Regions from separate parts of the Homo sapiens genome. Here all the other regions are linked to region 5. A link is a loop called in an ENCODE intact Hi-C map of the cell type or tissue named here. Cell type or tissue: PC-3. All regions are shown on one strand. Each heading gives the region's core, and the rest is flanking DNA. Links, peaks and the distances in the headings are about the cores only. Region 1 overlaps GLIS3 (GLIS family zinc finger 3). Region 2 overlaps GLIS3 (GLIS family zinc finger 3). Region 3 has its middle 65 kb from the start of RFX3-DT. Region 4 overlaps RFX3 (regulatory factor X3). Region 5 overlaps GLIS3 (GLIS family zinc finger 3). Region 6 overlaps GLIS3 (GLIS family zinc finger 3). Region 7 overlaps GLIS3 (GLIS family zinc finger 3).

The links. Hi-C counts contacts between places; a loop is a spot of excess contacts. Peaks named below come from ENCODE experiments on the same cell type or tissue, not always from the same donor. Only the 100,000 strongest peaks of a DNase experiment are listed, where the experiment ranks them.
Region 1: it touches region 5 in a loop (2.3-fold over the local background); 3 of 110 quality-filtered maps call a loop at or near these places.
Region 2: a loop joins it to region 5, with 5 times the contacts of the local background. A loop is called at or near these places in 2 of 110 quality-filtered maps.
Region 3: it touches region 5 in a loop (15-fold over the local background); 53 of 110 quality-filtered maps call a loop at or near these places.
Region 4: it touches region 5 in a loop (6-fold over the local background); 11 of 110 quality-filtered maps call a loop at or near these places.
Region 6: it touches region 5 in a loop (4-fold over the local background); 2 of 110 quality-filtered maps call a loop at or near these places.
Region 7: a loop joins it to region 5, with 2.9 times the contacts of the local background. A loop is called at or near these places in 33 of 110 quality-filtered maps.

What each region holds. Positions count from the first base shown.
Region 1 is chr9:4,172,510-4,176,942 of GRCh38, reverse strand. The region is part of intron 2 of GLIS3 (GLIS family zinc finger 3); the gene reads left to right. Among named protein-coding and RNA genes, the nearest start is that of GLIS3-AS2, 120 kb to the left of the region's middle. RefSeq lists an enhancer at 1,616-2,176. In PC-3, for the core only: no CTCF peak of the experiment used is centred there; no DNase peak of the experiment used is centred there; H3K4me3 peaks cover 669 bases; H3K27ac peaks cover 1,358 bases.
Region 2 is chr9:3,873,140-3,877,572 of GRCh38, reverse strand. The region is part of intron 8 of GLIS3 (GLIS family zinc finger 3); the gene reads left to right. Among named protein-coding and RNA genes, the nearest start is that of GLIS3-AS1, 23 kb to the left of the region's middle. In PC-3, for the core only: no CTCF peak of the experiment used is centred there; a DNase peak (open chromatin) is centred at 2,002; H3K4me3 peaks cover 497 bases; H3K27ac peaks cover 4,000 bases.
Region 3 is chr9:3,730,824-3,735,256 of GRCh38, reverse strand. No RefSeq gene overlaps it. Among named protein-coding and RNA genes, the nearest start is that of RFX3-DT, 65 kb to the right of the region's middle. In PC-3, for the core only: a CTCF peak has its summit at 2,462; a DNase peak (open chromatin) is centred at 2,436; H3K27ac peaks cover 2,866 bases.
Region 4 is chr9:3,465,812-3,470,244 of GRCh38, reverse strand. The region is part of intron 1 of RFX3 (regulatory factor X3); the gene reads left to right. Among named protein-coding and RNA genes, the nearest start is that of RFX3, 58 kb to the left of the region's middle. In PC-3, for the core only: a CTCF peak has its summit at 2,471 (motif pointing left); a DNase peak (open chromatin) is centred at 2,444.
Region 5 is chr9:4,227,065-4,231,497 of GRCh38, reverse strand. All of the region lies in intron 2 of GLIS3 (GLIS family zinc finger 3), which reads left to right. Among named protein-coding and RNA genes, the nearest start is that of GLIS3-AS2, 70 kb to the left of the region's middle. In PC-3, for the core only: CTCF peaks have their summits at 2,497 and 2,710 (motif pointing right); no DNase peak of the experiment used is centred there; H3K27ac peaks cover 643 bases.
Region 6 is chr9:4,046,286-4,050,718 of GRCh38, reverse strand. The region is part of intron 4 of GLIS3 (GLIS family zinc finger 3); the gene reads left to right. Among named protein-coding and RNA genes, the nearest start is that of GLIS3-AS1, 150 kb to the right of the region's middle. In PC-3, for the core only: a CTCF peak has its summit at 2,052 (motif pointing left); no DNase peak of the experiment used is centred there.
Region 7 is chr9:4,075,863-4,080,295 of GRCh38, reverse strand. All of the region lies in intron 4 of GLIS3 (GLIS family zinc finger 3), which reads left to right. Among named protein-coding and RNA genes, the nearest start is that of GLIS3-AS1, 180 kb to the right of the region's middle. In PC-3, for the core only: a CTCF peak has its summit at 2,626 (motif pointing left); a DNase peak (open chromatin) is centred at 2,545; H3K27ac peaks cover 1,420 bases.

The sequences.
Region 1 (4,433 bases), core at 175-4,174, 54 kb after region 5:
TTTGAAATACGGTAAAAGAGGCCGGGCATGGTGGCTTACGCCTGTAATCCCAACACTTTGGGAGGCCAAGGCGGGCGGATCACCTGAGGTCAGGAGTTTGAGACCAGCCTGGCCAATGTGGTGAAACCCCATGTCTACTAAAAATACAAAAATGAGCTGGGCGTGGTCGCAGGTGTCTTTTATCCCAGCTACTCAGGAGGTTGAGTCAGGAGAATCATTTGAACCCGGGAGGCGGAGGTTGTAGTGAGCTGAGATGGCACCATTACACTGTAGCCTGGGTGACAAGAGCAAAACTGTGTCTCAAGATAAAAAAGGAGAAAAAGAAATATGATGAAAGAAATGTGCATAGAGATGTTCTTTGCAGTGTTTTTTTTTAATAGTGAAAAAAATTCCTCCTACCCTAAAAGTGCAATAGTAAAGAAATAGTTAAGTAGACTTAATGCTGAATGGTAAAATATTAAAATTAAGTCTACAAATAGTTTTCAAGAAGTGTTAAAATAATTTTAAAGTACAACTAGATGAACAGAACTTCATGCAAAATTGCCTATAAAATATAAGCTGAATGTTTCCAAACATGTATAGGTGGAGAGGACAGACTAGAGAGAAATAGCCTAAAACACTATGATTATCTCTGGGCAGTTACATTACAAATCGTTGTTATTTCTTCTTTGACTTTAAAATTATTTTCCCAATTTTTTACATTGTATGTGTGTTACTTTTGTAAGAGAGGGAGAAATGAGTTTTTTTCTCTTCCTGACAAGTCCGCCGAAAGTGCCACCAGATCTTGATTCTGGGTTATTTTCTGATAGAATCCAGGAATGAGGAGGGGGCTAGAGCCTGCCTTTCACTGCATGGTTTTGTTCTGTGAACAGAAGAGATTTTCATGTGTCATTTGGCACACTTGCAGTTCTCTGTGTGCAGGGTTGGAGCTCAATCAGGACTCATCAACATAAAGATATTTTCATTAGCTCAGAAAAAGGAGAAGCCCTGGATTTCAATTCTGGCTATGTCATCTCCTATCTGGGAGACTTGGACCAAATTGTGGAACCTCTAGCCTCAGTTTTTTCATCTGTCAAATGAGGATGATGATACTTCTTTTATGGGGTTACCGAACCAAAAAAAGACATGTAATATGCCTAATACAGTGCATGAATTGATGTAAAAGGAGTATTCAATCCCTGTTTGTTACATTGCTTCACTTCCTCTGGGCCTTCTCCCAGCGTTATGGTGGTTATGTATGGGGGAAAGTACTTGGACTTTGAAAATTTATTTCTTATCCAGTACAGTGGGGACTTGGGTAGAATCAGAAGTTTAGTCCCAGAAGGATAGATCATTCCAGCATTGCCAGGAGAGTAACGAATGGCAGTTTCTGATTTTCAGGGTCTGTGAGCCACCACGGTTAAGAACCTCGTGTGTGTTTATGTGTGTGTCTCAAAGGATATATAAAAGTTAAAGTTATTTGTGTTCAGTAGCTGGAGGTCCAGCTTTTTATTATGTATTCATGACTAGGAGAAGGCCTAGCATGGGATAAGTTCCAGAACTGTGGAGAAGGAGACATTTCTTTTCAGACCTCTTTCTCTGCCTCCATTCACCCAGTGCCCAACTCCCTAAAGCTCTCAGTCTCCCTTCTTTGTCCTTTCAGAAAACTGCTGTCAAATCCTTCATTCTGACAAAATAACATTATCAACAGATTTTGATATTACCTTCAGTGCATTTGCTTTTAATAAAGAGGCTTGGGGCTGAGAGTATGAGGTTCTAATGGAGGAATTCTCAGGTCCAGTTAGCAAGGGAGAATTTTGGATGTAGAGAGACCATTCAGAAAGTCCTGGAAATAACTATTGAGGAAACTCCCTGCTTAAAATGCCTGCTCTTTAAAAGAAGGAAGGAGTGCTGAGCTCAGAAAACCATGTGCTTGAGGAGGGCCTGCCCCTGTCAATTAAGTACACTCTGATCCCTTCCCTTTGCACCCTTGACCTATTTCTGAGCTGTGTCACTACTTCCAGCGTCGTCAGTCATATTTGCTGTGAAGACGGTCAGATCTAGATTCTTGCAGGCGTGTTGTTGGAATAAACTAAAATTAAACCAGGTCAGATGCCAATGTATAAATAAAATGCAGATGAATCATTAAATAATTAAAAGTGGAATCAACGTGTACTGCCTCCTGGAATATAGCCCGCGAACCTGAATATGAGATTGGCACACATCTCCAAGATGAAGCAACTGCAGCACGGGATTTAAAAGCCAGTATTTCCAAAGGAACAATTAATTAAAAAGGAGGTTAATTCACAGTTTACAGACTTAGCATCTGCTTGTTTAGCATATGCAATAAAAGGCGAAGTTGTGGTAGATTTGTAAAAATGTCAGTTAGATAATTGATTATATATATAGGAATCATTTTTTGCATAATCCAAATCCTCTTTTTCTTTTGATGATCCTAAGATATCATTTTAGAACGGAATGTGGTATTTGTACCCTATGTATTTTATGACTTAATTATTCTAAGTTGAAAGAATTTATATATTTTTTTGTATACCACATTCGTCACTGGATTCCTGGAACTTTTTTAAAAAATCGGTGAATTGGAAAGTATCTGTTTGTATATTTTCCTTGGCATGTCCAAGCAATATTTTTTAGCTGAAGTTCACAGGTTATGTTTTAAGTAGGTATAATACATGAAACCTGTTTACTTTGCTGATAACAAGGACTTAAATGCAGCTTATTGTAATATGAAGAAATTCATGTTATTGCTTTATCTTTTGCATTCTTATAGTTACCTTTATTCTTTGGGGGCAAACTATTATTTTAATTGCTTTTTCTCCTAGAGTGAGGTCTCTGCTGCAAAAGGTTTTTACAGTCTGACCTACTTAACTAGACTTTCCTAAAGAGGTCTAAATATATTGAAACATGAGAGTAAAAACTGAGATAGAAATGTGGAAATTAAGTTTTTTTTAAACAAATGGGAGTGTTTCGGTTATTTTTCTATATAGAAATGCGTGTGTGCGTGCGTGCGTGTGTGTGTGTGTGTGTGTTTTAACTGGGTACTCGGACTAGGATTCATGTCTTCTTTAGCTAAAGGCCCAAGAACATAAATCATTTGAAGAAAAGATTTTCCAGTATTTTCCAGTGTTAAATTTTAGATACAGAACTTTTCAATAACATGTATATTGCTTCAGAAAAATCTTACTGGGCATGGTGGCACATGCCTGTAGTTCCAGCTACTCCGGAGGCTGTGGTGGGAGGATCTTTTGATCCCAGGAGGTTGAGGCTGCAGTGAGCTGTGTTTGTGCCACTGCACTCTAGGTGACAGATCAAGACCTTGTTTCAAAAACAAACATATATATGTGTGTGTGTGTGTGTGTGTGTGTGTGTGTGTGTGTGTGTATCTATACACACACATATACATATTATATATATAGTAATACACTTGCCTTTAATTAGAATGTGAACATCTGAAATACTTTGTTGAAATTTACTTATGCCCCACATTGTTCCAAGAATTTGAAGCTATTTACAAGATGATAAGAAGACACACGTGGCACGGTTAATAAATAGGAAGAGTTAGGGACAAATTAGAGGATGAGAATAAGGGTGAAAGAAAAAGGAGAAAACATATTTGCCACCTGAAGCTTGAGCATAATTGCTGAGCTCGAAGGCATTAAAGCCTTAATATAATAGGAGCTTTTACTGAAATGTAGCCACTTAAAAGGTCTGCTTGTTTTTCCCACTTGTATTCCTGTTTTGGCTAATTTCTTTGGTGATATTAGTATGACACCACCACCTCTCACCCTTTGCCAGATTTAAAGATAAGGTAAAAATAAGCAATGAGTTATTGATACGTAGAAAGATTTAGAGGCGAGGTTCCAACTCCACGGGTGGAATGTGGCCCACAGCTGTGCTTTCTTAAGTCCACATAGTGTTAAAAAAATAAATAAATACAGAGCCAACATTTAGAAAGGAGAGGATTTTACAAAAAAATTCAGAATTTGGCTTTTCTCGGAAAATCGAAAGAGCAACCAACCATCTGGCCTGCTTCCCTACATGATAGCCTGATCTTTAAATGGAGCCTGCAGTATTTCCATCTGCCTGGCCTTGGAGAGCATTTGTGAGTATGGCCCCTGATTAAGACAACCCTTGCTTGCAAGGAGCTTGCAGTCTTTCTAACAGTGATTGGTATTGCATAGCTTGAGTTTATTTCCTAATGATTTAATGATTTTTGCCTTCTTATAGACTTTCCTCACCCTAACCTGTGGAGAGGACAGGCAAAGCCCTTTTGTACTATGATTCATTTCAGATGACACATCCTCATTTAATATTAATTCACTCATTTATTCATTTATCATTCATTCCAAAAATATTTATATCATGCTTGCTACCAAAACCCAGGTCCAGATAACTGTCTATAGTTAGTATTTCTGAAAGTGCCAAATACCCTA
Region 2 (4,433 bases), core at 248-4,247, 350 kb after region 5:
GAAAAAACAATGTTGAGTGGAGGAGAAGGGGAAGAAGACAGAATAATAAACTGACTTTAGGAGTTTGAACTTTAGGTGATTATAAAAGATCCATGTGGATATGTCTGATTGGCAATTAGCAATATGAATCAGAAGATGCTGGACTTTTTAAAAACAGTTCTATGCACAAGGTAAAGTGTAAACAAATCATTAGCCTCCTCCCACAAGATCTGTCAGCAAAGCAGCGCAAATGATAACCATCCATTAAGTTCACAGACGTTGCAGACAGAAAATCTTTTCTTCCACTTGTCTGATATATTCCTATAAATTAAGATTTTTTTAAAAAAATGCATTTTATATAGTTTTCTGTTTGGTTCTAAATGATATTAGCCACGGACTTTTCATCATCACATTTCATTCTGCCTGGCTGAGAATCTTACTCCATCCACAATGTCGTGAAGCTCAGGAATGATCAATCGGAACCTCCCTTCACTGCACCTCCTTATCTATAGTCATAACAACTCTTAACAAGAATATAAGACAAAAACGATCATTGAGTCTCCTTTTTGTACGCAGCCTTTAAAAGAATACATGTAGAAAAAGATTTTAATTATTATCAGAGTCAAAGACAACAATATCACACCCCAAATGCCTGAAATTTGCATCTCAGTTCTGACGGTTGCTAACTGTTTGGCTGTGGGCAAGTTCCTTAGCTGCTCCTGCTGCTTGAGGTTTGTGTGTTTGTCTTTTTTTAACATTTTGTATTTTTTATTCCTCCTCTTGAAAGTTTGTAACATATAAAGAATGGCAAGAATAGTACAATGAATACCCATGCATGTACCTGGCACTCATATTCACCCATTGTCAATATTTTGCCTTTCTTTCCTTCCCCTCCCTCCCCTCCCTCCCTTCCTTCTCTTTCTTTCTCTCTCTCTTTCTCTCTCTCTCTCTCTCTCTCTGACTTTGGTGATTCTTTGTTTTCCTGCCTATTGTTGCAGAACCATTTGACAGATGGTTGCAGATATCACTGAGCTTTACTGCTAATTACTTCAGTAGGGATCTCCTAAGAAGGACATTCTCCTACATAAACCCAATATAATAATCATACTCAGGAAATTTAACATTGATATAATACTATTCTCTAATGGTTACTTGCTATTCAGATTTCCCAAATTTTGTGAATAATGTTTTCTATAGCTGGAGATTTTTGTTTGTTTTCCTTTTTGTGATTCAGGGATCTAATAGGGATCTCACAGTGCATTTAATTTTTATTTCTTTTTCATCTTCTTGACTCTAATGAAGTTCTCCAGCTTTTTATTGTTATTATTATTGTCTTTCAGAACATTGACAGTTTTGAAGAACTCGGGACATTTATTTTACACAGTGTTCCAGGGTTCCATGGTTTGGATTTGTGTAATTGTTTTATCCTAAACAGATTCATTGTAAATATTTTTGGTGGGAATACCACATAGATGATGTGGTGTTTCTTAGCTTTTTTGAGATTTAGATTGCACCTTATGGGGAATTAGGATTAAATAAACTAAGTAGATAAAGTGCCTAGTAAGTTACATGGCATGAAACAGGCCTTTCATAGCTGTGGATACTAAAATAAAGACAGGCAGCTTTGGCATAGCTGAGTGATTCAGTTTGGAAGTCAGAGGATGTTGTTAAATGATCATAGGGGTTGATAATGTAAATAATCATGGAAGGGGAAATGGAGAGGAAGGAGGTACTTTATATGATGGGAGAATGAAATGGACATTTGCACTTTGTGGTTTTGCCTTGCTGCTATATTCTCCCCTACTGGACGTGTGCCCCATCCCTTGCCTTCCCAGCTGGAGTGGGCAAGTGTGAGTATGGCAGGTTCTCTCTTCCAATCAGGTTTGGAAAGGAAGATGACTTGAAACAGCCCTGACTTATTCACCAGGTTTGCGTTAGTGTCCAGCATAAAAACACTAAGAGGAAATGTGCTTACCTTCCGCTTTTGGTTTGTATATCTTTGCCTCTGTTTGCCTGGGAAATCCCCCAGTAAAAACTCCGGCAGTTTTCTTAACGGAAATAGGTTTATCACACTCTGCGATTTTTAGTGGGAAACTGGCATCTTTTCCTGCTTGCGGGCATTGATTCATCATTTACTTAGCTTTCACATGCTAAAAAAAATGGGCTGAGTCACTGTCAGAAGTCAGGAAAGGTCCACCACATCTACCCAGTTAGCGTCAAGTTCTTTGATCCTTACCATCATAAAATAAAATAAATGCAAGTTCTCTCAATCTAACAAGGTTCCATTTTTATTTTGAAATATTATCTGAATGACACATTATTTCAGTGATTTAAGCAGCACACTACATCACCTAATGTTGATCTAACTTATTACGGGAAGTGGTGTTTTACTATGGCATGTTGAATGAGCCAGTGGTACTTTATGACAGTGGCTTCCCATGAGAGGAACTCAGCGTCTTTGGAAATGTTAATTCAATGAGTTTCATAGTATGTCTGTTAGACCAGAGAAAACAAAAATATTGATGGGAGTCTCTTTTTGAAATGCAGAAATTTTACAATTCCAAGAATAAATCCTCTGAGTTTGTGTTTGCTCATCTTTTACAAGAGAATGTCAGCTGCCTCTCTTCATTCTGAAGAAGGCCACAAACAGTGCGCTTTGTCGTTCAGGTAATAGAGCTGAAGGAGGCCTGTGGATTGACCACAGTGGAGAGGCTTATGAAGGGCTTCCTATGAGCCCATGGCTGAGCCAGAAAAGACTGAAAAGAAAGTGTAAATATAAGGAAAAAAAACAAAGTGTTTTTTCTGTTCTCTCACTCAACAATAATCAACACAAAACGTTTCTGTGACCAACTGTGTGGGGGTTTTCCCCCAGCCCACTAAGCATGCAGTCAATTGTGCAGTAGACACCAGCTGGGTGTCCTCTAATTGCAACCTATCCTGACACTCTCTACTTGGAGAGAGTGTCAGATTCCACAGGTTGAGGACACAGTTCCACAGGACTGCCCCCCACTTCTGATGCCAGTTGCAAGACCTGGGTGATTTTGCCTGTACATCTGACAAACTGACTACAAATCAGGATTTCCACAGCCCCCTCCTCCGGTTCTATTAATTTGCTGGAGCAGTTCACAGAACTCAGGGAAACACATTTACTAGTTTATTATAAAGGACATTATAAAGGATACCAATGAAAAGATGTATAGGTCAAGGCATACGGGAAGGGACACAGAACCTCCATGCCCTCTCCAGGCCTACCGCCCTCCAGGAACCTCCATGTGTTCAGCTATCCAGAAGCTCTCTGAACCCAGTCCTTTTGGATTTTTATGGAGACTTCATTACATAGGCGTGATTGATTACATCATTGGCCATCGGTAATCAGTTTACTCTTTGGCCCCTCTTCCCTCAGAGTTTGGGGGTTGAGGCTGAAAGTTGACCCCTCTAATCCTGCCTTGGTCTCTCCAGTTGCCAGTCTCAGTCTCATTCTTTCAGGCAGCCAGAGGCTGCCAGCCATCAGTCAACTAATTAGCATACAAAAAGACACTATCACTTTGAAGATTCCAAGGATTTCAGAAGTTGTATGCCAGGAATGGGGAGGAAGACCAAATATATATTTCATAATATCACAGAAAGAAGGGATGTGTGGTCTCTTTGGAGAGTATTCAATCTAGTGTATGAATCAGCAGCAGAAAATATGAGGAACAATTATTTTTGAGCAGTAGTCAAATCACCTTTACCAAATAAGGAATGCCAGTTTTTTTTAGTCTCTATGGAGTATTGGGAAGGCTTCCTCTTTTCACCCATAATGTATTATTTCAGATATAGCATTGCTAGAATTCTAGGTACTTTTATACATGTATGATCTTTCTAGGCCTTTCAGTAATTTGCATAAGTAACTTTGACTTTTTCTTTGACTTTATTTTCTTTATTTTTTATCTTTATTTTATTTTTGTGCAAATTTATGGGGCATATGATGTGAAATTTTGTTACATGTATAGAATGCATAGTGATCAAGTTAAGGTATTTAGGATGTCCCACAACCAAGCACAATATGTTTTTTATTTAACTATAGTCACCTTATTCTGTTACCAGACATTGAATTTATTCCTTCTATTTAACTGATGATCATATGGTTTTTTGCGCCCATTCTCTTGATGTTATATATCCCATTTATTGATTTGCATATGTTGAATCATCCTTGCTTCCCTCGTATAAATCGCACTTGTCCTGTTGGGTTTGGTTTGCTGGTATTTTATTGAGGATTTTTTGTCTCTGTTTATCAGGGATATTGGCCTGCAGTTTTATTTTTGTTGTTTGTTATTGTTGTTGTGACTTTGTCTGGTTTGGGTATCAGGGTGATGCTGGCCTCATGGAATGACTGTGGGAGAATTCCCTCTTCAATTTTTTGGAATAGTTTCCAGAGGATTGGAATTAGTTTTCTGTACATTTGGTAGAATTTT
Region 3 (4,433 bases), core at 149-4,148, 500 kb after region 5:
GCAATAGAAATAGACTAGATCCATTTTGTCAGCAATTGACTTGAAGCAGTACTTACCTTTTCTAGTGCTCAGTTTCCAAACATATGAAATAAGAGGGTTCAACTGGATTTTGAGGCCACTTCCAGCTCTCACATTCTTTCACCAGGTGACTTTGGGGCTCTAATAATGCGTTTTGAAATACAGTCTAAAAGGAATACAGAGCTAAGGCTTCCACCGGAACAACAGGGCTGTTTTTCTGCCTACTTTGGGAAAGGAGTTAGGGTATGGGGAGATACTGGGTCCAGAATTGGTGTGTTCTTGATCTCACTGACTTCAAGAATGAAGCCATGGACCCTCGCGGTGAGTGTTACAGTTCTTAAAGGTGGCGTGTCCGGAGTTTGTTCCTTCTGATGTTTGAACGTCTTTGGAGTTTCTTCCTTCTGGTGGGTTCGTGGTCTCGCCGGCTCAGGAGTGAAGCTGCGGACCTTCACGGTGAGTGTTACAGCTCTTAAGGCGGCGCGTCTGGAGTTGTTCTTTCCTCCCGGTGGGCTCGTGGTCTCGCTGGCTCAGGAGTGAAGCTGCGGACCTTCGCCGTGAGTGTTACAGCTCCTAAAGGCAGCGTGGACCCAAAGAGCGAGCAGCAGCAAGAGTTCCTGCAAAGAGCGAAAGAACAAAGCTTCCACACAGCGAAGGAAGACCTGAGGGGATTGCCACTGCTGGCTCGGGCAGCCTGCTTTTATTCTCTTATCTGGCCCCGCCCACCCCCCCCCACATCCTGCTGATTGGTCCATTTTACAGAGAGCTGATTGGTCCGTTTTGACAGGGTGCTGACTGGTGCATTTACAATCCCCGAGCTAGACACAAAGTTTGCCACCTCCCCACCAGAGTAGCTAGATACAGTGTCCACTGGTGCATTCACAACCCCTGAGCTAGACACGGGGTGCCGATTGGTGTGTTTGCAAACCTTGAGCTAGATACAGAGTGCCGATTGGTGTATTTACAATCCTTTAGCTAGACATAAAGGTTCTCCAAGTCCCCACCAGACTCAGGAGCCCAGCTGGCTTCACCCAGTGGATCCCGCACTCAGCCGCAGGTGGAGCTGCCTGCCAGTCCCGCGCCGTGTGCCCGCGCTCCTCAGCCCTTGGGCGGTCGATGGGACTGGGCGCCGTGGAGTAGGGGGCGGCGCTCGTCGGGGAGACTCCGGCCGCACAGGAGCCCACGGAGTGGGGGGAGGCTCAGGCATGGCGGGCTGCAGGTCCCGAGCCCTGCCCCGCAGGGAAGCAGCTAAGGCCGGGCGAGAAATTGAGCACAGCAGCTGCTGGCCCAGGTGCTAAGCCCCTCACTGCCCGGGGATTGCCGGCTGGTCGGCTGCTCCGAGTGCGGGCCCGCTGAGCCCACGCCCACCCGGAACTCGCGCTGGCCCGCAAGCGCCGCGCGCAGCCCCGGTTCCGGCCTGCGCGTCTCCCTCCACACCTCCCTGCAAGCTGAGGGAGCAGGCTCCGGCCTTGGCCAGCCCAGAAAGGGGCTCCGTCAGTGCAGCGGCGGGCTGGAGGGCTCCTCGAGCGGGGCCAGAGTGGGCGCCAAGGCCGAGGAGGCGCCGAAAGCGAGCGAGGGCTGCGAGGGCTGTCAGCAGGTTGTCACCTCTCAATACCACTGATTCATAAATAGAAGCTATGTTCCCCTGGGAAGAAGCTATAAGCTGAATCCACTCCTCGTTGTGGCTGAAATATGTCTCACTTTTGAGCTTTCAAAGGATGCAATCTGGTTTATTCAGAGGATAGAGGTAAGAAAGTATCAAACTACTTGCAATAGCTATGTACTAAAGGTATTTAAGGGTGCTTCACAGAAAACTGAGATAGGAACTGCGGGCTGCACAAAAGGTGGTATTCAATCCAGACATCAGGTTCACCAAGACCCATGAGATCCTACCCGTGCCAGAAACAAAATCTTCATTGAAAACTTTCATTATTTACTTGCTCAACAGGGACTAAAAAGTCCCAGCCTAGTGTTAACTGGTTCATCTGGTGACCTGATCTGGCCCTCTGTGACCCGTTACTAAGTGAAATCTAACAGAAGTGAACCGTGACCCATTTGTTTTCCAAGCATGCAATTTGGTTCATGAATCTAGAAAACAATAGTGTGAAAAGCCTTTCACTTTCTAACTTTGGAAAATGATTATTTTTTAAAAACCTAATTAGATACCATGTTTCCTCTCTCTCTTTTTTTTTAAATAAGTTAGTTTAGTTAGAAAAGGCATTTCTGTGATGCATCTAATGGACTTGCTTGCTGCAGTGTGCTGGTAGAAATCTATAAAGAGTAAGTGCTGGGGGTGGGCCTGGAGTGGTGGGGAGAAGGAAAGCAAGCCACATCTCCTGATGCACAATTCTAAAGAATCCAGTGGTTCTTGAGTGTATATAGAGAGTACATATGAGTCAACAAGTAGACAAAGAAAATCCAGACCTTTGATGACCCCTGGTGAATAAACTAAGCACTGCATTGAAATGCAGCTAGAGCCACAGACTTCCGTGCAGGCAAGCCTCTGGAATGGCTCCTCTCTCGAGTAAGGCAAAAGGTTTTTTCTCCCCCAAATGCCTGTTTCATTTGTATTACAGACATACCTTACATACTTGAGGCATCGTTATCCTTCTGAACAATTCTCATGTTGGTGATCTCTGTTGGTAGAGACTAAGAAATGTGTATCCAACACTACTTTCTATTTGTGCTGTGACCTCTTAGACCCGAACAGTGTTATTCATGGAACACTGAAGAATTCAGTGACCTCCATAAAGCAAGATCTGTAACTATCTTTCAGATTAGGTATCTATTTATTATTTTTATGGAATAATTATAAAGAATAAATCAACCATCTTACATCACTCAAATTTAAGATCAGAGTTTAAAGATAATCACTTGTCTATAACTGCTGAGTACCGGGTAAAATACTCTTCTAGGCAGCAAAAGTCTGCATTTTTGTAAACAGCTGTGTGTGACCAGCATGTGGTACATGCGAGCCAGAAAGCAGGCTGTATTTTGTCAGCTTGTAGAAGAGAAGGGAAATTTGCCATTGTAAAAGAAGGAAGCAGAGAGGGGAGGTGCAGAGACTGAAATATTTTTATTGTACACCCCAGGCGTCCAATTATAAAAGAAATGTCAAATCCCTATTTGTAATAATCCAGAATGGAACCTACCTGGTAAAGTTATATAGAGTGGAATACAAAACAGTTTATACTGTTAATACAGTTTAGCTTATCAGTTATTTGCGTACCATAACTATTGGCTTTTAAGTTTTTGTTGCCTGAACAGGAAATATTTTTTATATCTCTCAGATTGGTGTACGCAGGGTGCTGAATTGCTGAGTTTATTCCTGCTCCCTTCACCCTTTTTAATCACCACAGACTAAGGAGTGCCTTTTTTCTCTGCTATGGTTTGAATGTTCCCTCCAAAACCCATGCTGACATTTAATTTCCAATAAAATGGTATTGGGGAGTGGGGCCTTTGAGAAGTGATGAGGTCATGAGGGCTCTGCCTGGTGAATGGATTAATGCTGTTACAGGAGTGGATTAGTTATCTCAGAAGTGGGGTCCTGATCAAAGGGTAAGTTTGGCCCCCATTTTCTCTCCACCTCATGCACTTGCTCACCACATAATGCCTTCTGCCACGGATGATGCATGGGAAGGCCCTCACCAGATGCTGGGGCCATGCTATTGGACTTCCTAGCCTCCAGAGCTGTGAGCCAAATCAACTTCTTTTTTAAAATGAATTACCCAGCCTGTGATATTCTGTTAAAACAGCAGAAAATGGACTAATAAAATCTCTTTAAAAATGAACTAAATTAAATTTTTAAAGAAATACAAAGCATTACGTATTCCAAATATGTGCTTCAGCTTCATGGGTAGGCATCTCAGTCTCTCCACTGGGATTACAGGGGCTCAAGTAAACATAAGTCATCACTTTCTTATGTGGCCTTCAGCATAGTCCTTCTGGATGAGGAGGTTGGCATTCAGGAAATTTAATCAAAAGCCAGAGGTCTAAAATTTCAAAGGTGGAAAGTATCTTAGAAGTTGTTTAGTTTAATTCCTCCACTTAGTTTGAACATGAGAAAACTGAAACCTAGAATTGGGTGATGTTTCTAATACAGCACAACTAAACACAGATCTGTTTCTTCCCAGTCTAGCTGTCTGTCCTTTCCATCACTCTGCCTTCTTTGGGGCATGTTGAACATTCTGTGCCTTTATAGAGGACAGCCATGTCACCCTTGGGAGTATCGAGTAAATTGTTAAATTAGGAAATGAAGTGAAGAGGGGATATAATGAAACGTTAATAAGAATTTAAGAAACAACTCAATTTGGAGGAACATTTATACAATTTTCAGTTTCTTTTTCAAATTAGAAAAAGTAGTTTTGATTCTAACCACAAAGTCCATTTGTGTTTATTACTTCATTGCATGTTTTAAT
Region 4 (4,433 bases), core at 247-4,246, 760 kb after region 5:
AGTTTGTGACAGTGAAATATTTACTTAGTATTTTGTGGCCACATAGCTATGCTGTTTTTTTGTTGTTGTTTTAACCTACCATTGTTGTTTTAACTTACCACATAGGCTATGTCTGTGTCTATACTTAAACCTGACTGGCTCTTCATTTTTACATATCATTCTTTGGATCTGAGATGTGTTTGATTTTTATGCTATTTATACTAATGGTTCTTGACCTTCTCTTTCTTGTCTCTAACACATTTGAGACTTGGGATTACAATAGTGATCCTTGAATATTGCAGGGGTGCTTGTGGCAAATCAGCATCTTGGAGTTGTCGGTTAGGTGTACTTCGAAAAGGCTTCCTTTTTAAGGCTGGTTTAGGGACTTACACATGAGCTATAATTTTTTTTTTTTTTTTTGAGACGGAGTCACGCTCTGTCACCCAGGCTGGAGTGCAGTGGCGCGATCTCAGCTCACTGCAACATGATCTATAATTTTTAAAACTATAATTATTTTGGGTCATATGTCCTGTTTTTCTTTCATTGTTGATTTTGTACGGTTGAATTTATATTGGTGTCTAAAAAATTATTTGAAAGCTAACTGGACAGTATTTTAATGTGAAATTGTAAAATAGTTTTAAGTGTATTCCCATGAGAAGAGCTGTTCCAAAGAAAATAATAGGAAAATAATATTTTATCATTGACCCAGTAAAAACAAGTGCAAAACAAATTTATGTTCACAATCAAGAATAATGACCTTTCTGCACTTTTTAGAACCCAGTATTGAGAGATTTCGTAGTTTATATATTGACTTTATCTTTGACTTATTGAAAATATTGTTTTCATCCTTATTGGGTGTCCTGGAAAAATACCCAAGTTGATCCTTAAATTTGAAAAAAGAAAATTCAGAACGAAGTATTTCTAGATTCTAATGGTACTAGACTAGAAAATAGAAGATTGGTAGGTAAAGAAAATAATGTATATGAAATAGTATATGAACACAGAAGCATAACGTATTTGTGTTCCTACATTGAACACAAATTCAGTATGCATTTTCTGTCTTTTTGCAGCAGTTCAACTTTGGACATGTATTTCTTTCTTTCTCTTTTTGTTAAATAAATGAACAGAATTTATCCCTTGATCATCTGTAACATAGTTTCATTGTAACCAATAGTCTGGGCTTTCACTTGAATGTTTTTTTAATGAATTTATCTGGAGATGCTTTGCATTTTTCTAAATTTTGGCTACACTAATTAGAGAGTGGGTATTACGAAAAACTGACAGGCAGTTTTAAAAAATATTAAATGAATTGGTTTTGAAAAGGGATACAACTATGTAGTTTTACATTTTTCAACTTGTTTTTACATTGCCCTTTAGAATGTTTAATATTTTGTAATGAAAGTATGCGGTTTTTCTTCTTTTTTTTCTTTTTTCTTTTTTTTTTTTTTTTCAAAAGGAAAACAATCGGGTAAAAATCTGAGAAATATTTTCAGTTGTCCAAGGCTAATGTTGACTTAAATAGGTCTAGGTCTTCATGGTTGACAGCTGCAGATAATTAGCTTTTTCTTTCTTAACAAAGAAAGCAAATGGAGCTGCAAGACATTCATTGCCTTTTCTGTCATCAAAATAATAATGTATGTATTTAACTCCTGCAGTTCCTTAAATTGATTTAGTGCTAAGCTGCCTACATTACATATAATAGGAATGACAAGTGAAAGCTGCAGCACATATTTGCGTGGCAAAAGGGAGCAGTGATTGACAGCAAAGTTTCTCTCTACAAGAAATAGCAGTGTTGTGGAGCTCAAAAAGGGCCAGATACATAATTCTTAAAATTGTAGAGCAGATTCATGAAATGAATTTTAAAAAGTGATTGCCACTTGGTGTACTTGAGTGTCTTTGTGTTTTTGGCTCTGGGTGAGGGGCACAGATGGACAGAATCTCACCTGACTGCCAAATATCAATAAATTCCTTTTAAGTATGTTAGTATTTGTTATTTAAGAATGATACTTACAAATTTTAGATCAAATTGTGTCTCTGTACTCAGTAACTGAGTCCTTTAGCTGTAACAATTCACTGTATTTGAAGAAGCCGAGTAATACATCTATTCAAATAAAGATTTTGAAGGCCCTAAATTGAGTTATCTTTCATGGAAAATACCCATTTTCACATGTCTGTAAAACTTGAGGCATCGTTTCTGGAAAGGTAATCACATAGGATTGGTAGTTTCTTTTGGTCAGACAGTGGTTAAATGCGATCATCTTTCAGAAGTACTCAAAAAATATTCTGGCTTTCTTTTGTTCCCATGACACATACCCAGAAGCCATGGTTGCAAGGACACTTGGTGATTGCTGCTGCATGATGCTCTGTGATGAGCCTAGAGTGCTGGGCTTCATATTATACCATGGAAATGTTTCTTATTTTGTTGACAACTCTGTGTCTGTGGGAGGCGGGGAGGGGAAGCCCTATGTGTGCTTGTACACTGGCAGCCTCTACTGGCCATTGCAAAGAGCAGCATTGTCCTCTGTTCTTTCCATTCCAGGTTGCATATGCTTTTACTTGGGTTTAGCTCTTTCTTCTTTGGTCCTCACCCTCTTTGTTGTCCTCTTTTGAAGACTAGTTATTCTGTTGGATGTCTTGATTTATAATTAATAAAGAGCTACTAGTCCAGTATTTTCATTAATAAATTAATATCATAAGTGAATGGAATTCTTCAGGACCTTAGAAGAAGTTATGAATATAACCTTTCCTTGAGAAATAATTTTCATGTAAGAGGGAAGATAGATTTATCTTTATGTAGGTTTTAAAATACTTTCTCAGTTGCAAGCCTTAATGTATGATATAGAGATTAGTCTTTTACTTATGACTGACAAAAAACCCTGATGCCTTGAAAGAAAGCCTTGGCTCAGTGATAGACTTAATTACACACACACACACGTACATACACACACACATATATATATTTGTGTGTGTGTATATATATGTATATATATGTATGTATGTACATATATATGTATATATAATATATATTGTATATACATATATACATTATATATGTATATACACATACATTATATATGTATATACATATATACATTATATACGTATATACATATATATTATGTATATACATATATACTTACATATATGTATGTATATACATATATACTTACATATATGTATGTATATACATATATACTTATATATATGTATGTATATACATATATATATATATATATAATTCTTTAGATTTAGGTATATCAGCTTTCTCTTAGAGGTTTCCAGGAAGTAGGCATAAACTCTTATTGGGCTTTATGCATATGAATACCTCCGGGGGTTGGATAGAGGGTGGTGTCTAAGCTTTAAGTCTAGACAGAAAATGATAAGTATTTGTAAATAAAAGATCCAAGGATGGTAGTAAACTGGATTATTCTGTTTCAGGGATAGAAACTTATAAAATGTTTGATCTAATATCTTTGACTTCGGGCAATAATTTGACCACAGTAGATGATTTCTCCAATAAAATAGACTCATTTCTTGACATTTACATTTTATCAGTGGCTCTACTTACTAATCACCTAGTTATCTTTGAATCTCTTGGTATTTTCAAATAAGACATCTAATTGAATCTTTTTATACAAAGTCTCCTATCCAATGGCTTCCATTCCTACTGCTACCACCAATTCCTAGATTATTACAGTAACTTTAGGTTAGTGCAAAAGTAATTGGCAAAAGCCACAATTACTTTTGTGCCAACCTATACTAATAGATTTCATTTTTTCCATGTTCTTCATCTTTTAATTCAGCCCGTACAACCTAGCCATATGCATTTGACTAAAACATTGCTTTTATTGCATCACATTTTTTTCTTTTAATAATTTATTATTTGCTTGAGAAAATGAAAAGTACTAAAGGATATAGCCAGTAGAGCAAGACAAGGAGCATGGAGCTAGGAATAGGAAGATGTGGGATTTTTGCTTTGATTTTGGCTATATGACCTTAAGCATATATGTATACCTTCCTGAGTCTCTGTTTTTCTATTATTTAAAATTATTTGTTGCCAAGATTGGTTAAAATAATGTTATATGAAATTGCCATGAGTTCTTTAGAACTCTATTTTCCTGCTACAGAGTAAAAAGACAAAATTTCTTAGTCTGGAATTTCTTTTCAAACTGCTCATTTCTGTACTATGCATGGCATAAATAGGTACTTAATGAATGCTGTTTGAATAAATTCTGTACTTCCAATCTTGTATTTCTCTCTTATTTTCCAACTCAAATATGTTGTCTCTACTCTGACCACTGAAAATGTTGTTCATATGGTCACAGCTACATCATTCTCCTGTTCTTTGCCCTGCTAAGAATGCTGTCCTTCACTTTTTTTTCAAATCCTGATTTTTAGGAATAGTCAAGTTCCCCTATCTCCTTTGAGTCCACTTTTGCTTTTTCTTTTTTTCA
Region 5 (4,433 bases), core at 307-4,306:
CTGGAAGATCTCTCCAAATATTGTATCTTCATAATTTTTTTTCCATTCTTTTCAGAAATTGATATTAGATATATATTGGAGCTGGCCAATCTATCTTACAGGCCTTTCAACCGAACCTTAATTTTAGAGAACAGACTCTTCTCTCCCATGCTTCCTCTTAGGTAAAGTAAGATAACAGCTCCTTGCCATTATCTTCAAATTTACTGTTCATTTTTAATATGTCACGTATAGATTTGAACTCATTCATTGAGTTTTTCTAGTTCAGTTGACTGTACTTTTATTTTCTAAGATTCTTAATTGTTTTTTATATCTACCTGTTCTTACTCTGCTTTTTAATTTTCATAAATTTATAATTGTTTAAATGGATGCTTCTTTATTCATCTCATTATCCTGAACATATTTATCTTATTTTATTTTTTACTTTTTTACAGACAGTCTCATTCTCTTGCCTAGGCTGGAGTGCAGTGTCACAATCATAGCTCACTACAGCCTCAAACTCCTGGGCTCAAGTGATCATCCCACTCCAGTCTCCCAAGTTGCTGAGATTATAGATGTGAGCCACTGCACCTGGCTCTAAACATTTTTATTTTAAAGTCTTTGTATGACTGTTCTATGAAATTAATTTCATGTGGGCTGAATTTATAATTGGATGGGGGATTTGGCTTTCTTAGAATTAGATTCTTTTATGTGTTTTGGAATTTTAGTTTGCAGGTTCATTTTGAACTTGAGAGATATTTGCTTTTTATGCTATTTCTTTTATTCTCCCTCTTTGACGGATGCTTTTGTAGTTTCACAGTTACTTTCACCTGGTTCCCCATGCGCAGTCCATAATTAGGTATTATAATGGTGCTTATATTTCCCTGCTCTGTGATGACTTGGGCAGTATCACAGATGCATCGAGTAAGCAGAAAACCTGACTCAATTCTTTTCCTGAGACTTCTTTCCTTCTTTTCTAGGTCCACAGCTGCTGATACCCCTGGGGCCCCAAATAATAGGTCCTCCATCATTTTCTATCGCTTTCTTTTACAAATGTGTGGCTATCTGGGTATTTTCAGAGAAGGGAGGAGGCCCTACCTCAGTCTTTGGCTTGAAGGAGTGAGCCAGACTCCCTTCCCATCTAGCACATGGTAGTTTGGGTTCTCATACCCCTCGCAAGTCCAGTTCTCTGTTGCCCCTGCCTGCTTCTGGCCTGCAGTTCGGTATTTCATTGACCTTCGCCCCACTTTCTTTATTTCTGTTTCTTTCTTAGTTGGTGGAGATTTATCGGGCCTTTAAGGCTGATGACGCTTACTGGTTTTCACTTTTTAAAATTAAATTTTCAATATAAAATATGTGTTTAGATCAGAGGGGCTGTTTTGGAGCTTGAACTTACAGGACTGACTTGACCTGACCTATACCATTTCACTTGGCCCGTCGGCCTTTCTTTGAAGTCCTTTCCCCAGGAATGCCAAGGAACTATTTTATTGCTGTCTCCTGTCCTTTCCTCCTTCTCTTCCAAAGTTTCTTCAGAAATTAAGGGATTTACTTTCTTCCTAGTGTTACCTTGATTGGGCAATGTTCAGAATAAATTTCAGAGCTCCACCTTCAGTGTAAATATCAGTGTTATTCCAAGCTAGGGAGAATAATATTAAGAAATAAGTAAGTTTACAGAAATTATTCTCAGGAACCAATTTTCAGGAGATGTGACATTTGATGTGATGTGTATTCAAGTATAAATTTCCACTTAGCTTTTATATGTGTTATAAAATAGCTGAAAGAGCTTCATGTGTTGTTAGAGTTCTCTTTCTTTTACTTTTGAATAAGAAGTAATATTGTAATAAAAACCTTTTTATATCAAAGCTCTTTAAAAAGCAAATGTTAATAAAACTGGAAATATTTTTTTCTTCATCTTAATAAATCCAGAGAACCAGAAAATATCCGTGCTTCAGGGCACTTTTAAATGTACCGTGAATACTTTACGTTTAAGGATAACACTGTGCAGGAGACACTTCTCCAGCCCTCCTTTACAATCTTTTAAAGACCCACTATAACTTTTCTGTTATTCCAGTAGGTTGTGCTCTTTTGCTCAGATCCAGAACTCTGGTCATGCTAACCAACCAAAGTTAGACAACTTGCAATTCTTTCTTTATGTACAATAGTTTAATATTAACTATTGTTTTCAAAATTAGTATTTATCTTTAAAACAATTATTCTTAAAATCTTTTGAAAGTATGTGCGCATGGTAAAATTTTTGCACAAAGTGAAAGCGATTTCAGCGAAAGCAAATCTCTCTAATTCCAGCCCATGCCTTCAGGCTTCCTCCTCAGAGATGGCCAATGTTGCTGTTCCCTCATGTATCCTTCCTCACATCTTTTATACATGGATATTACCTTTTTCCTCAGTGGTAGCATATCATACGCACTGTTATGAACCTTGTTTTTTACACCTAACAACTAATTTTGGAGCTCATTCCCCATCCATATATACAAAACTGCCTCATGATTTTTTACATTAAAACAGTTAACTATTGCTAGAATCTTGCTGTACTCAACAAAGCATTATGTAGGAGTTGTTAATGTCCATGACATGTTTGTTTTATTTTAGAGTAGGATGAACCCTCTTTCTCTGGCCCTTCTGGTGGGTAGATTTTGAAACTTCATACTCAGAGAGATAACAGAGCAGAGTTCCACTGTGTGGCTCTTCAGTTCTGTGTTTTCAACAATAGGTGGCACCAGCAATTTCTGTATTTGGGCTGTATGTAGAGAGGAAGCATCATCATTTTGATCATTTTTCATTTCATATTGTGTTCACAGATTATTAAGAGCAAAGATGTGTTTACCTGAAGGCCTAGAGGCTTGCACATGGATACATGCATACATAGGGGATTAAGAAGCACTTTGTAGAACGGTACCTGTACTGCGATGCTACAGCTCTTCCCTTGCCCTGGCTGTATTTGCAGCTTCATCTAATGAGACCAGACACTTAGTTAATACATGAGATTTTATAATGATGAATATGATTTTATATACAAAGTAGATCTTTGCAGGTGCATCCTTTTGAGATTTATCGTGGTAGAAATTTGGTCTTGGCTACACATATGAGAATGTATCATTGCACTGGAGGGTTATGTACTCTCAGAGCTTCACCTGTTACATTCGCATGGACAGCCCCTCTCCGGCTCAGCCCCGACTCCTCCCCTATACTCCCTTGTCAGTTGTGCCTAGAGGTCCCGTCAGCATTTAAAACAGCATTTTAAAACTAAATTCATCATCATTCATGAGAGCGGTTCCCATCTTCTTCTTTTTTTTTTTTTTTTTTTTGCCACCTTAGACTTCTCTTTATGAATTTCTACTTTACCCTTTTGTCTTTCAAAAAATTTGCTTTATTTGTATTCCCTGACAACAAGGCCCTGATCACTTGATAACTGTGTGATTCTCCTGGCCCCTTCCCTTTTGTTCTTATAAGTATGGGGAGAAATTCTCCTGGTTTGAGGATGAGAAATGGATACAGTGGGGCTCATCAAAGTTTTCTAAGTTAGACATGTACTGATCCCAACAAATTATGTGATCCCAAACAATTTCAACACAAAGTACATTCCGATGCCACCATTTCTTTGCCTGTGTCCCTCGGGTCCCTGGACAGAACTTGGAAATGGGAAGTGAAGAACATTTCATTCTATGACCCTTAGCAGCATTGTTTTTTAATTGAATCAGAATTGCTTCTCCCTTGCTTTTCCTTCCTCAAGGGAGTTCAGAGCTCCTTGGCTTCACCTGACTTTATGCAGTGGTTTCATCCCATGATAATATGTTGGGTTTCTGTCTTAATAGAACCTTTGGTCTTACAGAAGTCCCGGATAGGTCTGCTGTATATCTTTATCCCAAGACTTTATACATTCCAGAGTTCCTGAAAGCTCTTGCAGTTACTGGCTTTTCCAGGATTCAAGTCACTCTTGCAGTCAATAGGAGATACTCACATGGAATTACTACAGCACACAGAGAATTTTGAGTATTCTTTGGCCCAGAGAATACTGATCGGCCCCATATTTTGCCTTTGTGCTAGGATGGAGCTCCATATCAGAGAGATCAATACAATCTGAAAGTCACTGCCTCTTCCATAAGTCCTGCTTTAAAACCTTCGGTAGCTTTTCTTAATTTTCCTTTCAAGGCTATCATTGTGTGGGCGTAACTTACTTACTTTTTTTTTTTTTTTTTTGGTAACATAACGTGACCCAGAACCATCTTTAGGAGTGTGGCAAATTCTGTCCTGTCTTTCTAGGACGGGGTAAAATAACCTGCCTCAGGATGGAACACCCAACCGAGGGAGGAAGAGAAAACTAGGGGTGCTTGCTTAGGTTGCCAGTTGCTGCAGCAAGACCTGAGGCTCCAGTGCCTCCTTCTGTGCCCGTGCCCATCTGCAAAGCAAAGGCCCAGAACTGCTGTGTCATTCTTCCACAG
Region 6 (4,433 bases), core at 239-4,238, 180 kb after region 5:
GGAAAGGTATAAAAACAATAAAGGCCCCTAACATGACATAGCGTGTTCTGTACAGAGATATATACTCCACATTCTTCAAACATTCCTCGGAAGATTTTTTTAAAATTACTTTTATTTTTATTATTATACTTTAAGTTCTAGAGTACATGTGCACAAGCTGCAGGTTTGATACATGGGTATACATGTGCCATGTTGGCTTGCTGCACCCATCAAATTGTCATGTACATTAGGTATTTCACCTAACGCTATCCCTCCCCCAGACCCCCACCCACCAACAGGCCCTGGTGTGTGATGTTCCCCGCCCTGTGTACAAGTGTTCTCATTGTTCAATTCCCACCTGTGAGTGAGAACATGCGGTGTTTGGTTTTCTGTCCTTGCGATAGTTTACTGAGAATAATGGTTTCCAGCTTCATCCATGTCCCTGCAAAGGACATGAACTCACCCTTTTCTGTGGCTGCATAGTATTCCATGGGGTATATGTGCCACATTTTCTTAATCCAGTCTATCATTGCTGGATATTTGGGTTGGTTCCAAGTCTTTGCTATGGTGAATAGGCCGCAATAAACATACGTGTGCATGTGTCTTTATAGCGGCATGATTTATAAACCTTTGGTTATATACCCAGTAATGGGATGGCTGGGTCAAATGGTATTTCTAGTTCTAGATCCCTGAGGAATTGCCACACTGTCTTCCACATGGGTTGAACTAGTTTACAGTCCCACCAACAGTGTAAAAGTGTTCCTATTTCTCCACATCCTCTCCAGCACCTGTTGTTTTCTGACTTTTTAATGATCACCATTCTAACTGGTGTGAGATGGTATCTCATTGTGGTTTTGATTTGCATTTCTCTGATGGCCAGTGATGATGAGCATTTTTTCATGTGTCTGTTGGCTGCATAAATGTCTTCTTTCGAGAAGTGTCTGTTCATATCCTTTGCCCACTTTTTGATGGGGTTGTTTGTTTTTTTCTTGTAAATTTGTTTGAGTTCTTTGTAGATTCTGGATATTAGTCCTTTGTCAGATGGGTAGATTGCAAAAATGTTCTCCCATTCTGTAGGTTGCCTGTTCACTCTGATGGTCATTCCTCCGAAGATTCTTATGCAGGAAGCTTATTCCTATGTGTGCGCAAGTGTGTTGGAGGTGGGGATATATGTATGAAAGAGAATGAAGGAAAGAATCAGACTACGAATAGCTCAGTACACGACACTCCTGCCGGCATCTGTGGGCTGTGGGCATTGGCAGTAGTTGCAGCCTTTAACAGCCAGCCTGGCATTGGCACTGACCAATTGGAATGGGCATCAACTAATGGAGCAAGGTCCTTGATGGCCCATTTCATGCTAGGCTTTTATCCTTTAACAATCACGTTGTAGGGAGGTGAGGAAGGGGCCCTGCAGAAGTAGTCCAGATGGCCAGGCCAGTAGCAGGGGGATCTTAGGTATCAAGGCAGAGGTTATTTACCAACCAGTATGGTTGTATTTGAGTATTTTGACAAGCAGTACACTGGCTGAAGCTCTGGAAATCTCTCTGTATCCTAGACTTCTGGAGTAGTTCCTATCCAGGTGCAGCTGTTGTTGTTATTAGATGTGTGTTTTCTTTCTTGCATTGTGTGTTTGTGTGATAGTTTGCTCAGACATCATTGGTGTGTGTCTGAACTGCTATTTGGTTAGAACCTCACCATTTGTTCTTAGCCCTCTCTGTATGTCCATGGTGTTCAGTCCAGATTGAGGTCTGCTGACTTGGTTGGATCCCCAAATAATTTCCTGTCCTGCCACGTGTTGGTGACTATTTCAAAGTGAAAGCATGCAGTAGGGTCACTGGCATTCCAGAGATGGTTGTTAGGAGGTCTACATTGCCTGTTTCTAGAAAAGCGCTCAAATGTTGGAAGTAACTAAGTTGTTGGTCAGATATTTGTGCAGGAATCCTAACAGGTGCATAGGCTAGGCCTAGTCACCTGATGGGTGGCTGGAAAGACAGCCCTTGAGAGGGGTGAAATTACTGAGAAAATTTGCTTCATCTGAGCCCCACAGAGAGGACTTCAGTGCTGGAAGAGATGCTGCCACCTATTGATCATGGTCTTAAAAGATGCTTTTGTGCTCTCTTTGAAGAGATGCTTCTGTCTTCATTAGGTCATTGGCTTCAGAGCAATTTGACGCAATTTAAAAATAAGCACACAGTTGAATACCATAATGTGGTTAAGCCAGCTGTTTCTGACCGTGCTAGCTACTTTTTTTTTCTATTTATGAGAATGGCTTATATTATGCACATACTGAGCCATGGCATGGCTATATGATAGCCCCATATAATATCAGCATTTAAGGTGGACTGTTTAAAAAGATCCACAGGGTAATAAGTTTCCAGCAGGATCCCTTACAGTGTGTGAACCATCTAACAGCTTTTTGCCCTTCCATCTTCTGCTAAACATGTTTTCTTGATCCTCACACATATCATTCTGAATTTAAAAATACCATTTACTTTCCTTGGTTTCATTTAAATGTTGCATTATGTTTAACTATAGCCAGCCCTACATAATAAAATTTTCTAAAAGGTCATTACCCCTCACTCTTCTTCAGGGGTCGGATAAATTCAGTGTGAACACACAGAACTGCAGTAAATGGGGGCAAAATGCCAGTTTTATTTAGGGCTCTCCAATCATGGGTTCAATTGGAGAACACAGTGAGGCCCCTTTCCCCACTGCCTAAGCCCTGAGTCTTGCCCACACTTCTTACCCAGAGATTGTTGGAAAAGTAAGAACCAGAGAACAAAGACCTCCTTAGGCCTACCAGCTGGTGAAGTAGATTTCTGCTGTCCCAACAGAGTTCATCTCACAAAAGTTTACTGGCCTTGCCTACACTAATTGCAATTATTTTCCTATGTAACCGAAAAAGCAGACAGAGAGGTCAGGAATGTTGGCTTTGGAGCCATAACACCCAGGTTCATGTCTTTCCCAGAACATTCCTGAATCAACTAGGGTTCCCTTTTCTGTGCTGGCATGGGGTAGCACACTGAGCCGACTCCCACCTCTTTTCATACTGACATCGTTATATTACAGTTTTTTCTTTCCCTAGATTGTGAGCTTCTTCAGGTCAGGAACCATGTGTAAGTCACTTATGCATCTCTAGCTCCCAGCATAATAGGTACTTTATTATTTGTGAAGCTAAAATGCAAAGTAAGTGAACCAGAAAGGGTAGGTCACAAGGTGTGGATTTAAGTTTGTTTGTAATTCAGAGCAGTAACAGGTTTTTGAAATTAGTGAAATGAACAGAATTAGAATATGGGTCTAAAAAAGTAATATAAAAATAAAGATTCTTAAGATTTAAAAGGACCTTAAAAGATTACCCAATTGTATTAGTCCGTTTTCACACTACTATCAAGATACTACCTGAGACTGGGTAATTTATAAAGGAAAGAGGTTTAATTGACTCACGTTCTGCATGACTGGGGTGGCCTCAGGAAACTTACAATCATGACAGAAGGGAAAGTAGTCACGTCTTAGCTGGTGGCAGGCGAGAGACAGAGCGAAGGGGGAAGAGCCCCTTGTGAAACCATCAGCTCTCATGAGAACTCACTCACTAACACAAGAACAGCATGGGGGAAACAGCCCCCATGATCCAGTCACCTTCCAGCAGGTTTCTCCCTCAACTCATGGGGATTACAGTTCCAGGTGATATTTTGGTGGGGACATAGAGCCAAACAATATCACCAACTCAGCAACCCATTTTGAAGTCTACACTCCGACAACTTTCCCATTAGTGTTTGTTGAGACTTTGAGCATCTGCCAGGGCTTAAACTGTTTTCACATTGAGGTAAAATATCCTTTACAGCTTTCATCCCTAATTGTGTCCTCTGGCAATACCTAGATGAAGTATTGCCTCTCTTCAGTTTTCATTTATTTGAAGAAGAATTGCCATGTCTCTCAACCCATACTTGCCAAGTAAACATGCCTAGTTCATTCAGCCATTCTTCATATAATACAATTTAGAGTTCCTGCATTATCCTGGTAGAGGAACTCTAAATATATTCCAGTGAATGTACTTCCCTCAAAAAATGCAACGCTAGAAGTGAAGATAATACTTCAAGTATGGCACAGAGTAGAAAAGATTTATTACCTACCTAATTCTAAAAATCACATGCACATTAAGTACAACTTATCGTATTAGCTTCATTGATTGCTGGCCCCACCTTTGACCCATGTTCAGTTTTCTGTTGATGAACACAGAGCATTTCTGTGTGCTGCTGCTTAAGTCATGTATCTCTCAGCCCCTCCTTATAGGGTTGTTTATTTGGGCCCCAAAGTGTTATATCCTGCTAGATCTAACCCACCTCTCATGCCTGCCAACCCTCTCTTTGGATCCATACTGTACCATTCAGGGTCTTTACTGTTTTTCTCAGCACTGTGCCTGTGAAGATTTGGTAGGGTTGCCTTTACTGTCTTCA
Region 7 (4,433 bases), core at 201-4,200, 150 kb after region 5:
TCTGTGTCTCTAGTGCCTAGCACAATACCTGAGACATGGTGGGTGCTCAGGAAATGCTTACGAATGCAAGAATGCTGGAAAAATAAATGGGAAAACTAATATGTCAGGTGTCTTAGAATTGGAAGAAAGGATAGTATAGGAACCACAGCACACGGTTTTCAACCCAGTCATAAAGCCAGGGGGGTTCCAATATAGTTAGTCATTGAATTTGACAAGCAGGCAGATTCCTGCACAAACACTTTTACAATAGCATTTTCCAAATGGATCCTGTATGTCACCTTCTTAAATCATTGTGCATATTTTCCACCCTTAAGGAGGAGAGTATTCAGAGTATCCTTTCTTTTTTCAACAAGTGTCTGTTAAATAACTACCTTTTTCTTATTTCTTCTATTTTCTTCCCTTTTTTTTAAATTTTGAGAGAGCAGTGTTGATGTTTACTTATCAGTAGCTCTGATTCATTGAATTTCTCTTACATGTTGGGTGTTGGGTGCTTTGAATGATTACAGCAACCTGTTTCAGGTAGGTTTTCTTTTTTCTTTTTTTTTTTTTTTCACATCCATCTTTCAAAGGTAGAAAAGAAGGCCTTTCCTTATTTTGAGTGGATTTAAAAGTAGAATTTTAAGCTAGGTTTCTCTGGCTCCATAGCCATGCTCTTCCCAGCACTGGGGACATGCTTGGGGATAAAGGCATTCCTCTGGTTGTGACTTTAACGGCATCCCAAAGGCAGAGGAACAGAATGCGGACTTTGAAACTGCTCTGACCTCCGCTGATGACAGGAACATTGCTGGACATGCAGGTGAGAATCTTATCAGTGGGATGAACTGCCCCAGACTTGTAGAGGCTTTCAGGTGGTGGGCTCCCTTTTTGCTTTCTTCGCTATGGCTTGCAAATCCTGCAGTTTAAGGAGGCAGCATACCTCTCAGAGGAAGTACAAGACAGTCTTTTTCCTAGTTTGCCTTTGACTAGGATCTTAAGCCTGTGAGACTCTTTGGGCTTCAATCTTTTAATTTGCAAAGAGGGAATAATTCTAATACCTTTCACTTACCACCCATGTTGACTATTGTTGAGTATGTGCAAGGCATAAATGTCATCTGTGCAAAATTTAAATGTTTGGAATTTACTCCAAAAGCAATGGGACCCTATTTCAGGGAATCAGAGAAGGTAATGATGATACAAGCTGAAACCAAACCACAGTAGAATGTGAGTGCAGGAAACCCTCCTTTAGTATGAAATATCTTGTTTGCATTAAGCTGTTTTACCTTGGAAGAGTTTGGTTCTATTTAGCAGTTTCCTAAAGAAGGAAGGCTGTATTTTCAGCCAAAGACCTGGAAAACATTTGTTTTTAAGAAAAGGTAGCTTAATCATTTTTCTGATGTTGTGGGGTGGGGCGGGGGACAGAGGGGAGGCATTTCAAAGCACAGACTTCTCTTATTCTGATGATCCAATGCCCTCTCTGAGTTCTAAAGTAGCTAAACACATTCATAGTAGTTTCACTGAAAGAAAGGACAGCCTGGAGCCAAAACTTTCATGCCAAACTTTAAGCTAGGGCAGAGTTTTATAGCCATGTTAGAAACCTCTGAAAGAAGGGGGATTATAGTGAAAAATGCTGACCTGTCCTTAACCTAACAGCAGGAATGGCAGCACCACAATCATAATGGTTTCTCCACCGCTTTACCCTGCCTGGCTGGCAAAGATCTCTTGGCTTCCTTTTGCGGCCCGATCTGTAGATGGGACAGCTAGGTAAATACCAGGCAGCCTGTGGTGGTTCCTGTGTTTTGCTTGAGCTGTTACTGGGCCACATAGATCTCCAGAGAGCCTTGAGGCCATGCAAGAAGAATTATATTGTTACAGAATCAGAAGATTTGGAAGTGCACTTGAGTTGTGTAGATCAGAAATTGTCAGACAAACCCCTGCTGAACCCAGGGGTTTCCCAGAAGAATGGGTCAGGAGCAGGACTTTGCAGAAGCATCTGGTGGAATGGGGCCAGGCAGGTAGGGGCAGGATACTCCATACCTCCATTTTAGCCAAAGCACCACTGCTTTGATACATATTGGGTTTGACATAATATTATATTTGCAAAAAGGATTATATTGAAAAAAATGATTTTAAGACCACTGGTCTGGTGTAACTTACTTTCGGTCCAGAAATTTCTTTTACAAATTCTTAGGCCAGAGATAATTCATTCTCAATTTACTTAGCTCCAGCAATGGGGGACCATATCATTCAGGGTCCAATGAAGAGACTGGAATCACACCAGTCATTTTAACAGAGAGCTCACTATAAAGAATTGTGAACTAGGTATCAGAAAACTGGGAAAGTAAAAAAGGGAAGAAAGTGACTGCATAAAATAGCTATTCCCTCTTGAGATAGGAACAAAGGAAAGAGATTGGAATTATTAAAACTTAGAAGCTCAGAGGAAGGTATGGAGCTGGGAACCAGATTTCTGAGGAAGAGACTGCTAAGGAGGCTGGTTCTGGGAGTGTTGGCAAAATGACAAACTGGAATCCACTGCTGCTGCCAAGATGAAGAACCTTTAGTGGAGGGACGCTGACAAGAGAACAGGACCAGCCCGCCCTTTCTCTTTCCTTCACTTACCCCCCCGCGCCCCCTGTTGGTAGAGGCCGACAGGGACTACCCTGGCAAAGGAGAAATATTGTAGATTTCCAGTGTCTCAAAGAACAGCATAGAAGGATATTTTCTTAAGCTGAGATGCAATAGCTTAACGGCCAACCCAGGGTTTCCTGTTCTGTTGTTGAATCAGCTTTAAATGAGAAACAAAGAAGCAGACAGAAAAACAAAATCTCTTTCCTTTTTTTGAGGAGAAGTATCTTTCCTTTCTAAGTTTTATTTTCTCCAGGCCAACTATGCCCAGTCCCTCTCCTGTCTCTAAGACATGCTGCATGGATGTTTTGGTTGCCATCCTTTGGACAGATGCCAGTTTCTCAGCATCTCTTTTAAATGTGGGTCTCAATTTGTCAGTGCCAATTGAAAGCCTTAAGAATGTGCATACTTTCTGTATTAACAATTACACTTCTAGGAATTTATCTTTATAAATTTTTGTCTGCCTAGAAATTAAGCTATAAGGTTATTAATTTCAAAGTTGCTGACAATTTTTTTAAAAACATGGAAAAATCATAAATGTTCAATAATAGGGGATTGCTTTAGACTGTGGAATACTCAGCAGATATCAATGACAAATAAGAAGAAAATTGGACATCATCGTTGTTATTGTTTTTTTAGACAAGGTCTTGGTCTCTCACCCAGGCTGGAGTGCAGAGGCTTGAGCTCAGCTCACGGCAACCTCCACCTCCCTGGCTCAAGCCATCCTCCCACCTCAACCTCCCAAGTAGCTAGGACTACAGGCATGTGCTTCCATGCATGGCTAATTTTTATATTTTCTTGATAGAGACAGGGTTTTGCCATGTTGCCCAAGCTCGTCTCAAACTCCTGGGTTCAAGCCATTCCCTCGCCTTGACCTCCCAAAATGCTGAGATTGCAGGTGTGAGCCCCTGTGCCCAGCCAAAAAATTTAACATTATGAAAAGAAAGTCACATTATATTTTTAGGAAAAATAAGACAGGCTATGAAGTGGCATCACAGAAACATTCATTTTTTAGTACATATTTAAATTCACATTTTTAAAGAAAGACTGGAGGATGTGTACTACAGATAAATATCCAACATATGGTTGGTGGCTATTTTGAGGTGGAGAGATAATGGTCAATGTTCTTTTTTATCTACTTATTTGTATTTTAAATATAGTTTACAATTTACAGTTCATTAGAATATACTAATTATAGTACATTTTCCTTTTGTAAGAAAGAAAAATTAATGTGGTACTCAGAACAAAACTTTAGGTATGGGAGCATAGGAATCGGTCATAGGAGATAACACTACAGGTATGCGTTGATGAATGCATAGTATAATAGGATCACAGTTTCCCTTCCTCTGAGAAACATAGTTTTAGTAAGACAACCTAAGATGGCATTCTTTTTCTTTTGCAATTATGTTACTCCGTGGTAAATTTATAATCATTTAAAATTTAATATTTTTTTCACATGGAGATTATAGTTCTTATGGGATAGTAGATGGAACTCATTAATCAAGTCTTCCTACACTCTACAGATTTAAAATGTATTGTTTAATCAACTTGTTGGGCTATAATTTACATTAAATAGAGTGTAAATATTTTACATTTTAAATATAAAGTTCCATGAAATTTGACCAATGTGTACCCTTGTGAAACCACCACCACAGTCAATATATGGAACATTTCCATCACCTCACAAAGTACTAATTTTTTCTTCGTGAGGTGTTCCTTTGCAGTCAATCCTTCTGTTGGCTCTGGGCCTAAGGAGCCACTTCTCTGCTTTCTATTCCTTTAGATTAGATTTGCCTTTAAAGGAATTTTACATAAATGGAATAATGCTGTAT